Regions from separate parts of the Mus musculus genome. Here region 2 is linked to region 1. Evidence: chromatin loops called from intact Hi-C (ENCODE). Cell type or tissue: heart. All regions are shown on one strand. Each heading gives the region's core, and the rest is flanking DNA. Links, peaks and the distances in the headings are about the cores only.

What was found. A loop is a pair of places that touch in the nucleus more often than their neighbours do. Peaks named below come from ENCODE experiments on the same cell type or tissue, not always from the same donor. Only the 100,000 strongest peaks of a DNase experiment are listed, where the experiment ranks them.
Region 2: it touches region 1 in a loop (2.0-fold over the local background); 3 of 42 quality-filtered maps call a loop at or near these places.

The regions. Positions count from the first base shown.
Region 1 is chr15:100,547,814-100,554,128 of GRCm38, forward strand. Tfcp2 (transcription factor CP2) reads right to left here and starts at 4,195. Exons shown (of 16, transcript NM_033476.3): 1 at 4,097-4,195; 2 at 3,512-3,668. The coding sequence starts at 3,633. In heart, for the core only: CTCF peaks have their summits at 1,631 (motif pointing left) and 2,667; no DNase peak of the experiment used is centred there; H3K4me3 peaks cover 1,500 bases; H3K27ac peaks cover 1,111 bases.
Region 2 is chr15:100,491,536-100,497,850 of GRCm38, forward strand. Csrnp2 (cysteine-serine-rich nuclear protein 2) reads right to left here and starts at 3,704. Exons shown (of 5, transcript NM_153407.2): 1 at 3,499-3,704. It also overlaps a transcript of Tfcp2 not described here. In heart, for the core only: a CTCF peak has its summit at 3,657; a DNase peak (open chromatin) is centred at 3,736; H3K4me3 peaks cover 1,824 bases; H3K27ac peaks cover 1,621 bases.

The DNA of each region.
Region 1 (6,315 bases), core at 1,597-4,096:
GATTGAAATTTTAAGAATATGTAAAGACTGTAGGACTTTTAAAGTTATTTAGATCTTGGGGATGAATAAGAATGTAAGGGTTGAGACTTACTAGTGTTTATGTGTCATGTTGATAAGGGGTCAATTGTACTGGCTAGTTTTGTGTCAACTTGACACAGCTGGAGTTATCACAGAGAAAGGAGCTTCAGTTGAGGAAATGCCTCCATGAGATCCAACTGTAAGGCATTTTCTCAATTAGTGATCAAGGGGAAAAGGCCCCTTGTGGGTAGGACCATCTCTGGGCTGGTAGTCTTGGGTTCTGTAAGAGAGCAGGCTGAGCAAGCCAGGGGAGGCAAACCAGTAAAGAACATCCCTCCATGGCCTCTGCATCAGCTCCTGCTTTCTGACTTGCTTGAGTTCCAGTCCTGACCTCCTTTGGTGATGAACAGCAGTATGGAAATGTAAGCCGAATAAACCCTTTCCTCCCCAACTTGCTTCTTCGTCATGATGTTTGTGCAGGAATAGAAACCCTACGACAGGTACCTTTGGTAAAGAAGATTCAAGAGAAAACATGTTTAGATGAGAAAGGACATCTCATGTGTGCATATGTGCGAAGGCAGAGGGGTGTGTCCTGCTCTACCACTGTCTTATCCTTTGAGACAGGATCTTCTCGCTGAACCATTTCTCCAGATAGGCATGCTAGGCCATGAAGCATGGGGATCCTAGGGTGAAAAGTGCACAGGGCAGCTATTGTGGAGTAAGGCGTACACGGGGCAGCTACTGTGGAGTAAGGCGTACACGGGGCAGCTATTCCTGGCTTTTTCATGGGGTTGCTGGGATTCAAACTGAGATGTTCTTGTGTGGTATGTGCTTATAAGGCAGGTCCACTGGGAATCTTCCCAGACCTAAAAAGGGATTTTATTTATTTAGGGTTTTTTTGTTTGTTTGTTTATTTTGAGACAGTTTCTATGTGTAGCCCTGGCTGTCCTGCAACTCACTCTGTAGACCAGGCTGGCCTCGAACTTAGAGAGACAAACCTGCCTTTGCCTCCTGAGTGCTAGGATTAAAGACACGTGTCACCATCACTGGCAAAAAGATTTTAGATCATAATTTGGTCCTCAGGATTTTTCAAAATAGAAAAAATAGAAGTCAGGACACAATCAAGCTTAAGCACATCACAAAAAGTCTATTTAACTTTTTTTTTTATAAAAGACTATATAAAAGATAAACTGTAAAGATTTTGTGTGTGTGTGTGTATGTGTGTGTTTGCGCGCGCGCATGCATGTATGCTATATTGGCTGTATTGCTATGTGGTCTGATGTCCCAAGTAACAACACCCTCTATTCCAGATTTCAAACAAATTGTCTCCAAGCTTGAGCTTCCTCATGCTCTCCTTAAGTTGGATAGGTTGAGACTTTTGCTCCCTGCATACGTAGGGTCTGCATCACTATCCAACACCAAAGTAGTTCTAGAAAACAGGTTTTTAGCCTTAAGAGTCTCAAGGGGGGAGGGGGGGCTGGCGAGATGGCTCAGTGGTTGAGAGCGCCCACTGCTCTTCCAAAGGTCCCGAGTTCAAATCCCAGCAACCACATGGTGGCTCATAACCATCCGTAACGAAATCTGATGCCCTCTTCTGGAGTATCTGAGAACAGCTACAGTGTACTTATTTATAATAAATAAATAATCTTAAAAATAATTTTAAAAAAGTCTCAAAGGGGAAATTACAACAGGAGAGAAAGACAATAAAACTTATAGGAAAATGGGAAGGAAAAAGGAGTGTGGCTAAAGAATCAATTAGTTGATGATTCAAGGTCCTTGCCACCAAGACTGTGAGAGTCTGAGTTCCATCCTAGAATCCACACAGTGGAAGGACAAAAATCAATTCCTGAACGCTGCCCCTTGACCTCCACAAATGCCATGGGGCGCAGGTGTGCACACACACACACACACACACACACATAAATGGAAGGGGAAAATTCCAACACAAGTAACTATATTTTATCTGAAGACTATCAACAAAGAAATAAAATTCCTTTATCTAGAGAAGAAAGCTAAAATGGCAATGATCCACGTTAGAACCCAAGCCCATGTCACCTTCAAACATAGTCGTCCCACTTTCTCAGGTATTTTCTGCCAATCGCCAAAACAAGGCTAAATTTTTGTTGACAGTTAAAAAACATTTTAATTTCTGAAACTTTTGGGACCTAAGAGGAATCCCATGCATGATCCAAGGCCTGTTATAAGGTTTCTTAAAAATTCTGTCAAGTACAACTTCAGGCGCCTTCAAAAACACTAAATATAGTTACTGTAAAGACAGCGATGATCCCTTTGAGAAGCCTGAACCCCACTCCCTGGTGTGCCTTTCTTTCCTGCGCACACCTCATTTTGCCTTAGACCCCATGGTTGTTGAAGACCTTTAAATAAACTCCAACTCTGCTTCACAGTAACTTATCCTGAATTCTTTCTCTGTGGCACAGTCAAAAATCCAGCTTTAGGCTGGGCTGTGGTGATTCACACCTTTGATCTCAGCGCTTGGGAGGCGGAGGCAGGCAGATCTCTGAGTTCCAGGCCAACCTGGGCTACATAGAGAAACCCTGTCTCAAAAAAATAAATAAATAATAAAAAAAATTCCAGCTTTCCCTAAGCTGTGATTCCTGAGAGGAAGAAAACTCCCAGCAGTGGGGGGCAGTGTTTCCCACCCATCTTCCCTAACAAAAGGATATTTCTGCCTGATGCATAGGTGCTTAGGAACATCAAAAAGTTATCGGTGCCATTTTTTACTATGTAGCCAAACATGGTCTTGAGCTCCTAATCCCCCTCTTGCTGAGTGCTGGGTGCTGGTATTTCAGTTGTGCACTAGTACTCTCGTCTTTCTTTTGTCTTTTTGTTGTTGTTGTTGGGGTTTTTTTTGTTGTTGTTGTTTTTTCAAGACAGGGTTTCTCTGTGTAGTCCTGGCTGTCCTGGAACTCACTCTGTAGACCAGGCTGGCCTCGAACTCAGAAATCCGCCTGCCTCTGCCTCCCGAGTGCTGGGATCAAAGGCGTGCGCCTCTTTGTCACTTTTTAGACATTCTCAGCTCAAGTTTCCAAAGACAGGAACCCTGGAAGAAAACCTTAAAACAAGTCTGTTGTAAGAGACAGCTGTCTGTGGACTTCTTGTCCAAGGTATCCCATCTCTTCCCAACAAGTCGTCAACCTTGAACCTCAGTTCCCAGCTGCCGGACTTCTTTAGATATCCCTCAACTGCCCCTTCTTCACGTGAATCCAGACATACCCAAGCATACAGTCAGTGTCCAAGTCTCCTACACCATCTGGATGCAAGGGCCCTACAGAGTTGACTCTAGAGTCTTTCCTGTCCTCCCATACCACTACTACTCAAACCAGAGGATGGGGGAGGTAGGGAGGTGTAAGGGGGGGGGTAATCTGCCCACCAAGCTGCAGGCTGTTCTCTTAAACTGTACAGCCGCCCTCCCACCTTTCAAGATCCTGCCTTTGTTATTAAGAAGGTAAGGTCTGGGAGGCATCTCACTCACCTCATACTATAAGCACCAGCACCCAGTTCCTGGCCAATGCCGGACAGGCTAGCATCAAAGTCCTGCACAAGCCCCGACTCGATCACTTCGTCGGCTAGCGGCAGCTTCAGAGCCCAGGCCATCCCGGCTCCTTCCTTGCCCCAACAGGCGCCGGCTCCTGTACAAAGGCGCGGAGCGTAACTCTACCCGGCAGACAGCACAGTGGAAGTCAGCTACAAACCCAGCTCCTCGCGCAGCGCCCCAAGCCTGACCTACGGGCTGCACCCTGGCTACTCCTCGGGAGCCCCGGTGACAGGAATCCCTCCCGTTCGGCTCTCGGGATCGTGAGGCACCAGGTCCCGCCGGAGCTCAGCCGGACTCGGGCTCTCTGAAGCCCACCGGTCGGTCGCTCGGCGTCCTCCGCTCAGCCTCAAAGCGGAGACGCGCAGGACACCGGGCGCTCCGAGCGTCCCCTCCGCCCCCCTAGGTGGAAAGCTCCTCCCTCCGGGCATCCGCACTTTCCCTCAGGCCTCGCTTCCGGTCAACCAGATAACTTCCGGTCACCGATTCTTCTCCCCGCCCCCCCACTCCGCTCTCAGCACAAACCCAGGGTTCCTCCGAGCCGTCCCCACACCCTCCTTAGCCACCACGACCGCCTGGAAGCGTGGACAGCGAAAGTTCGGCGCAGACTCGAAGCGCAAACCCGCCCCCAGCGCCAACCAATCAGGACGTCCGCTACGGCCATGGCGCAACGTCACCATCCATCTACCAATGAAGAAGAGACTGGTTCTGTCTTCGCAGCGGTGATAGGCTATCGACGCGAAGGCTTCCGCCCCCGGAGTAGTGGGCGGGCTCAGTGCTTAGGCGTGAACCCGGGTCGCAGGCTCTCGGTCCTGACAGTAGAGCAGAACTGCGGTTCTATCTTTCCGCTTCCCGCTCCCATTCCCGGAGGGACTTTCGTTCCCGTGTGTCCAGTCCTAAACTCTCCCCATTTGCCTTCCCTTATCTTCACCCTTCTCCCTAAGGCATTCGCGCAGGAAACAGGGAAAACTATTGGGGTTTTTGTTGATGTTCAGACGGGGTCTTTAGGTAACTTTAGCTGACCCAGAACTGAGAGATCCACACCCCCAGCCTGAGTGCTAGGATCAAAAGCGTGCACACTACACCTTGCTTGTTGTTTTGTTTCTGTTTGGTTGGTTCTTTGATGTTTTGTTTTTGTTTGTTTTAGGCAATGATGAATGAGTGTTGGGGAAAAATCTGCAGAGCAAAGTCAGAGCTGGCATCTTTATTTATAGTATGATAACTTAAGAGTATTCTCCAAGAGATTGAATTTACTAAACTGTAAATCAAGAACAACCATAGCCAGGCATAGTGGTTCATGCCTTTGATCCCAGCACTCCAGAGACAGAGGCAGGCAGATCTGATTTCCAGGTGAGCCAGGGCTAGATAATGAAGACCCTGGAGCAGGAGGTGAAATCATACCTCCTCCACCTTGCTCCTGAGGATTAATTACGGCCATTTTTAAAATTAAGCACGGGCAAAATACCTGTATGCTATGAACAGTATTGCAGAAGTCCTCAAGACAGGGTTGTAATCCCTTCCTAAAAGGGCATTGTGTGTTCCTAAAAACCTAGCACTCAGTAGGCTGAGGCAGAAGGATCTCCACAAGTTCAAGAACAGTCTAGACTACATAGCAATTTCCATAACAGCCAGGTCTACCTAGCATCTCTAGTCATTGTTTGCTCGTTTGTTGAGACAGGGTTCTTTTTGTCGCCTGGGCTGTCTTGGAACTCTGTATACCACTAGGGTCCTTAGGTCACCAGACTGGCCTTGAAGTCAAAAGATCTGCCTGCCTCTGCCTCCCATCTTAAAAAAAAAAAAATTCTAAAGGTAAATGTCACTTATTTTACCAAACAGAAAGGTAAGGCTAGAACTAAATTGTCATGATAAACATGCCTCTGCCGGCCAAAGACATCCCCTGTCTGTGGAAGTGTGCTTCGTTCTGTATGCCAACACAATATCCTTATAGTCTGCTTTGACTTAGATTTGTATATAACTACTTCTCCCACTGAGTTTCTACCTCAGGAGAGATAGGGAAATGACTTGGTATGGTGGCTTACATCTTTAATCCCTGAATCTAGGAGGCAGACACAGGAGAATCTGTGGGGTTTAAGGCCAGCCTGGTCTACAAGGGCTCCATAGATGCTGTGTTAAAGAAGAACAGGTAAAAGGCCCGGCCTTGTAGCATATTCCTGTAATTCCAGCACTGAGGAAATGAGGCGTAAGGATCATGAGTGCTTGCAAGGCCAGCCTGGGCTGAATAGGAAGCTGGTGACTAGCCCACAATCTAGAGTGAGACCCTGTCTCCAAAAGAAGAAAGAAAGAAAAAGAAAGGGGCAAAGGCTGGAGAGATGGCTAAGTGGTTAAGAACAAAAACTGAGTATGGCCGTAGTGGCACACACACCTTTAATCACAGCACATGGGAGACAGAGGCAGGTGGGTCTGAGTTCAAGACCAACCTGGTCTACAGAGCAAGTTCCAGGACAGCCAATGACACACAGAGAAATACTGTTGGCATATTTGTTTAGCAAGTTTACTGGGTTCTTATATCTACCATCCTTTCAACCCTTATTCCACCCTAATTCCTTCCAATCCCCCAACATGAGGTAGAAGATAAAGAAGATTAGAGGAGGAAGGGAGCATAGACCTCTTTAGTTTACTTCCTGCTGATTAGGGGCATCCAGTTCCTTGGGGCAAGGCCAATCTCCATTGTTAGAATATCCAGTAATCCAGCAATTCAGCAATAGCAAACCAGCAATCTAGCA
Region 2 (6,315 bases), core at 2,456-4,955, 55 kb before region 1:
TGTCTATAAAATCTAGAAGATTTTAAAAGAATCAAATGAGTCCAAGTTATGAGCTGTGTTCCTAGGAGCTGCCTGCAGGTCACGTTAGCAAAAGAGAGGTAAGTGAGCGGAGGGGCTCTGTATGGTTTAAGGTCTTAGCTGGGCTTAGAGATGATCTCCTTCCAGCTAACAAATGTCTCATTCCATTCTATTTTGAGTGAAGGAGCATGGGGGGGGGCACCTTTGTCATTAAATATTCATGTGGATACTATAGCGGAAAGGAGAATGTCTGCTGAATTCCCCTCCTCCACGCCTTCTACATGAAAAACTAACACTGAGCAAAAAAAAAAAAAAAAAAAAAAAAAAAACCATTTTTCTTGGAAAAAGCATAAGTGCCCCTTCAAATTTAACTGAATTCTAGTTAATACTTCTAAAAAATGGCTGCTCCTTAGCCAAGAAGCCTTCATGACTTATGACTGGAAGCAAGCATGCACTCTGCCTCTTTTCTCAGATCCTCCGCTTCCGGTCGTGTGGGTTTCCTTGAACTATTCCTCTTTAGTCTCACATGGACTTGGATCTGTGCCAAACCCATCCTTATTACTACAACTCTCCCCTATCTTAACCTAGCTGCCCGAGAGTACCCTGTGATCCAGGTTACTCTGTGCCCTTGAGCGTGGCGCTGACGCCCGCCGCTGCTCCTTCTGAGCCCTTTCCTCCATGCCTTCCCACCTCTGGGGTTGTGGGTTGGGCAATGACAGAGGTAGGCAGGAAAGAAAAGGAAGGAAAACTGTGAGATGTAAGGAGAGGTAATTTTCTTAAGCTGCCAAGGACAGTCAGGTCTACATGTGTAAATGGTCTGTATACTGACTGACCTATGTGACCCTATTCCATTAAAGGATGGGGACAGAGTGGCTGTGTAGCACAGCGGCTGCCTGTCATGCCTTCGACACCCTCTCTGGCTTCAATTCCCAGCACCGCAGAACAATGACAACGGACCATCTCATGGACAGCCTAGGGAAAACCCGAGACTCCACTGTCCTAGCTCTCTTCACCCACTCAAGATGTTAGCAAGACTTCCTGTAAAATCACCTGTTTTAATTGTTTCGAGTTTAGCTGCTAGCTCAGCCGCATGAAGGCCCAGCTTGTTTCCTGAGAAAGGTCTGGAACTCACATGGTCCTCGTGCTTCAGCCTCTCAAGTGTGTGCACCAAGTGCAGCCCCAATTCCTACTATCATCATCTCCTGGCAAACAGTGTAAGTTTGCTTTTCAACTCAGCCCTCTCTGGTGTGGGCCTGACTTGTTAAAAGACGTACGTAACATGAACGTCCCACCTAGTTCCATACCGCCTAGAAAAACTCTAATTCATCACTATAGTAACCACGAGAACAAGTTCCATATTTTTTTTTTATTCACATTAACATCATCTTAAACCCAAAGTAGAAACCAGTCATTCCCATTGGCTCAACTTCTCCCTTAACCATTGGTAAAAAGATCAATGCCTGAGTTCAAAAAGATACTGTAACCCTCACATGATGGTCTATACATGTAATCCCAGCACTTGTGTGCAGGAGGAGCAGGAGTTCAAGTTTGCAGCTAAGCAAGGCTACAAGAAACCCTGTCTCAACCCCCTCCTACCCCTCCAGTTTATTAAGTTTTATATCTAAGCACTGAAACAGACATAACCAGGGTGAGGCTAGAAACGAGAGTCAGAATACTTAGCTATCTAAATAAACATCTCAACAACAAATAATCTCTCTTTATACAAAAGCTTTTTCATATAACACATTCTGACTGACAACATGCCTTACAGTGTTTTCTGTTTCCAGCTGGACAATTCCCAAAGGGTCATATATAGTTCTCAGCTACAGAACATAGATGACATTAGGCTAGCACCAAATAAAACCAGCATGCATATTTCAGTACTCAGTCTAAGCTTTCTTCAGGCTGATAAGGGCTCAAACCTCAAATCCCAACTTATATAAGAATAGCAAAAATTGGGTGTGGCGAAGCAGGCCCAGTCCCAGCACTAAGGAGACAGAGTCAGGTGAATCTCTGTGAGTTCCAGGCCAGCCAGGGCTACACAGTGGATTCCAAGACAGACAGTGCTATGCAGAGGAGCACTGACCCCAAAATCATCAACAACAAACACAGTTCAGGGGAAACTCTGGACACAGAGAATTCTTGTAAAGCTTGGGTAATGTGAATCTTTTTCCTAAATGACTCCAAAACCCTAACACAGGGGACAATCTTTCCACCCAACTCAAACCCAATATTCTGCCAAAGGTCAAGGAACCTCTTATAGGACTGTGAAGACTACCAGACACTCTGGGGCAGCGAGGCTCCTGTTATACCGCAACACTGTAACACTTGAGTACGATGCCCTACCTTGTTCCCCCTTTCTAAGATACTGTGGGTGATTCGCAAATACTATCTTATGGCTCTACGTGTCCTTGCGATCCCCAAGATCGTGGAAGTGGGAAGACACTCGGTGTAAACCTCCTCCTTAAGCTAGGTATTTAAAGAAGGCCCCTTCCCTCCTCTACTCCCCAGGTTGTCCCCGTTTAGGTTAGAATTCGGCTTCCTACATTAAAGCCACATCCTAGAAGACACAGAGCTTTGTGAGAGACCTGGAACATGATGCCGCATTAACTCTCCTCGGAAGGATATCGCCATTTATAACTCTCCCACACACCAACACCCTGGTTTTGGATATCTGTAAAATTTAAAGCCACCAAAGAAAAGGAGAATGTGAATCGGCTGGGGTTCTAACCACGAAAACTGGAGGACACGGGGAACAGTGTCATCTCTTGGGGATAACTTCTAACCTTTCATACTGAAGAATGGTTTCTGTGTCACACTGTCACTCTCAACCCTTCTAAAAGGGTGAATCAAGACCATAGCACTCAAAGGATGGATGGCAGGCGGCTGCGTGTTTAGGCCTGCGAAAAGGATCAAGCTAGCACCCGGGACAAGTGATGCTCTCATTTTTGCACACAACGCCAGAAAAAATGGGAGACATCGGGAATCAGAGCAGAAGGGACATGCCAAGTCACCAGTTCCCCTCAGCACCGCTGAAGAACCCTTCCGCTCTCAACCCATGGATTCCCGCTAACCTTCCCGCTCATTTCCATCTTCTGCAGTCCCCACAGCCTTCCACATCCTCCTGCCTGCTACTCACAAATTCCCAACCACTCCTCCCACATTTTCCTCCAGGCCCCCTCCCCTTCCTTCACTTCCCTCCATCCTACATCACTGCCCACTCCATTCCGAACTCAGCCGTCAGCCGCAATCCAGCCGGCTTCCAAGCCGCCCATCCATCCCTCGAGCTAGCCTGCAGCCCGACCCGCGTCCCCGGCGCCCCTAGCTCTCACGCCTCTTCCCAGAGGCGCCTCGGCTCCCCGCCCCCCGCCTCCTTAGTCCGCACAGCTCGGCGCCGGAGCGCTGCTCCACGGCTGCCCGAGAACTGCTGCCAGGCAAGGACGAGGCGGACCCCTCCTCCCCGCACCCCAGGCCCATTACCGGCCCCGCCGCAGCCGCTTCTCCCGTCACGGTCTCCGCCGCCCCCGCTGCCTACTCAGCCCGTGTGCAAGGAGGGGAGACCGAGGCGTGCCGGCTCCCAGGCCCGTCGCGTGGCTCTCGGGGCTGCAGGGTGTGTGGGCCGGCCGGCAGGCGGCGGGGGTCGGGCGGCTCTGCACTCTGGCTCCCCGGGCAGCGAAGACCAGAACCGTCCCGGCTCCGGCTAACAATAGGCTCCGGCTGCAGCGCTCTGCCTCTTATAGGCGCCGGCGCGTCGCGGCCGAGGCCCGGGGCAGCCTGGGAAATGGAGTCTACACTTGGCCCACACCCAAGGCATGCCGGGAGTTGGAGGCGGCCAGTGCCCAAAAGCCCTCGCCCACCCTGGAACATTCGCGGCGGACCCCGGAGAGCGCCTGTAGGGCAGTTGCCCGCCTTGAAGCGGGAGGCTGCGGATCCTCGGCTACACTTCCTCGCACCAGAACCTCACCCCATGCCTGGGGAACGTGATTCTCACGGGGTTGTCCCATATGACTTGCTGCAGCTGGCCTAATTTATAAGAGAAATTATGAGCAATGACCTATCTATTTATATGATGGATCGATTTCAACATTTTTCCCACCCCAAACGGGGTCTCTCTACATGGCTCTGGCTGCCCTGGAACTCACACTATTCCAGGCTGGCCTCGAACTGAAGAGATCCACCTGCCTCTGCGTCCTGAATGCTGGATAACGGCGTGCGCCACTATACGGGCTGATTTCTTCACATTCTTAAATTTTTCTTTTCTTTTCTTTTTTTAATTATTGTCTCTGATAATCACAGTTTTGCAGTTCATCTTTAAAGTGGGCAAAATATGGACCAAAAAGTTATAGCTCTGGCTGTCCTGGAACTCACTTTGTAGACAAGGCTGGCCTCAAACTCAGAAATCTGCCTGCCTCTGCCTCCCAAGTGCTGGGATTAAAGGCGTGTGCCACCACGCCCGGCTTACCTTTACAATCTTATGCCAACCAGCCATACGTTGGTTCAGTTAGTAACTATTCAGGTCTTCATATTAGAGAGGTAATACATTACACACACACACACATACACACACACACACACACACACACACACACACACCGTTTGGTTTTGAACAGGGTCTTTTTAGCTCAAGATGGTTTTGAATTTGTTTATTTGAGACAGGGTTTCTCTGTGGCGTTGGCTGTCCTGGAACTCCCTCTGTAGACCAGGCTGGCCTTGAACCCCAAGATCTGCCTGCCTCCCATTTTAAAAGCCTGCTTTAGCTTCTTAAGTACTGGAATGAGAGCCATGATTTGAAATAACTGCTTCTTTTGGTCTCTTTATTTCCTTGGCATCACTACCACTTGTATTTGTTGTTTTTTAGTCTTCTGTCTTGACTGGATTCCATGGAACTTGAATTGAAGAGTTGTTTATTTATTGTATTCTCAATACCAGGTTTTTAAAATCTGGTTATTTGACATTTAGGAGCACAGTGAGTATTTATTGGCTAGGTGGATGCACGACAGGATTAAACTTTATGTAGGGTGTGTGTGTGTGTGTGTGTGTGTGTGTGTGTGCTATTCAAATCTTTTCATGAAAAAAGCGCCATAAGTTCTAAATCCCAGTACATTTTTGCATATGACCAGGAAAATATAAAGCCAGCGCGACTGGCTACAATGTTCTCTCACCTTTGGAGCTGAGACACTGAGCGGCTTTGAAAAAGTGCTATGAATTCCAGTTTTCTTCATTATGTGACAACAGAGACAACACCACAAAGGGAGAAACAGCAGACCATGAAAAAGTGTCTTTAGGATTTCGTGCACCGATCATCTATCTGCTGAAGCTCAGAGGAGACGCGACGAAACCCGGGGGTCCTTAGGCTGCACTGCCTGAAGGTCACCCCGCTTTGCACCCATGTATGCTTGACTCTAAAGAAGCCTGTCTTCCTGAGCACCCACATGGTGGCTTACAGTCATCTGTGACTCCACTTCCAGGGGATCCCTGCTTCTGGTCTGGGCAGGCACTGGCACTCATGTGCACACATACACACACACACATGCACATAATCAAAAATAATGAAAAATAAATCTTAAAACAAACAACCCAGCCTGGTGTGGTGTCATGCTTTTAATTGCAGCACTTGTGAGGCAGAGGCAGGTGGATCTTGGTGAGTTCAAGGCCAGCCTGGTCTACAGAGTGAGCTCCAGGACAGCCAAGGTTACACAGAAAAACCCAGTCTCAATAAAACATCACCAAGCAAACAACCCAAAACCTCTTAGCTGGGAGTGGTGCCAATACCTTTAATCCCTGCAGAGGCAGACAATTGGAAACCAATCTGGTCTACACAGTGAGTTCGAAGCCAGCCACAGCTACACAGTGAGACCCAAAATAAACAAACAAACAAAAGGTCAGGTACATTTAAAGAAAGCTTGGTTAGCACCTAGCAGTGAGTGACATGTTTGCATTGCAAGGGGAGAGTTGTGTGCCACCATGTCCCGCTAAATGGCTTCTTAATCATTGATGTGGGCAAACATTCTCTTTTTAAAAAACACATTTCTTAAAGCTGGGTTTTTTTGTTTTTGTTTTTTGTTTTTGTTTTTTGTTTTTTTGTTTTTTTCGAGACAGGGTTTCTCTGTGTAGCCCTGGCTGTCCTGGAACTCACTTTGTAGACCAGGCTGGCCTCGAACTCAGAAATACGCCTGCCTCTACCTCCCAAGTGCTGGGATTACAGGCATGTGCCACCACTGCCCGGCTTAAAGCTGTTTTTAAGGAACTTTATGTTATGGTTTGCTGGGACATTGCATGTTGGGATGACTTTCCCCC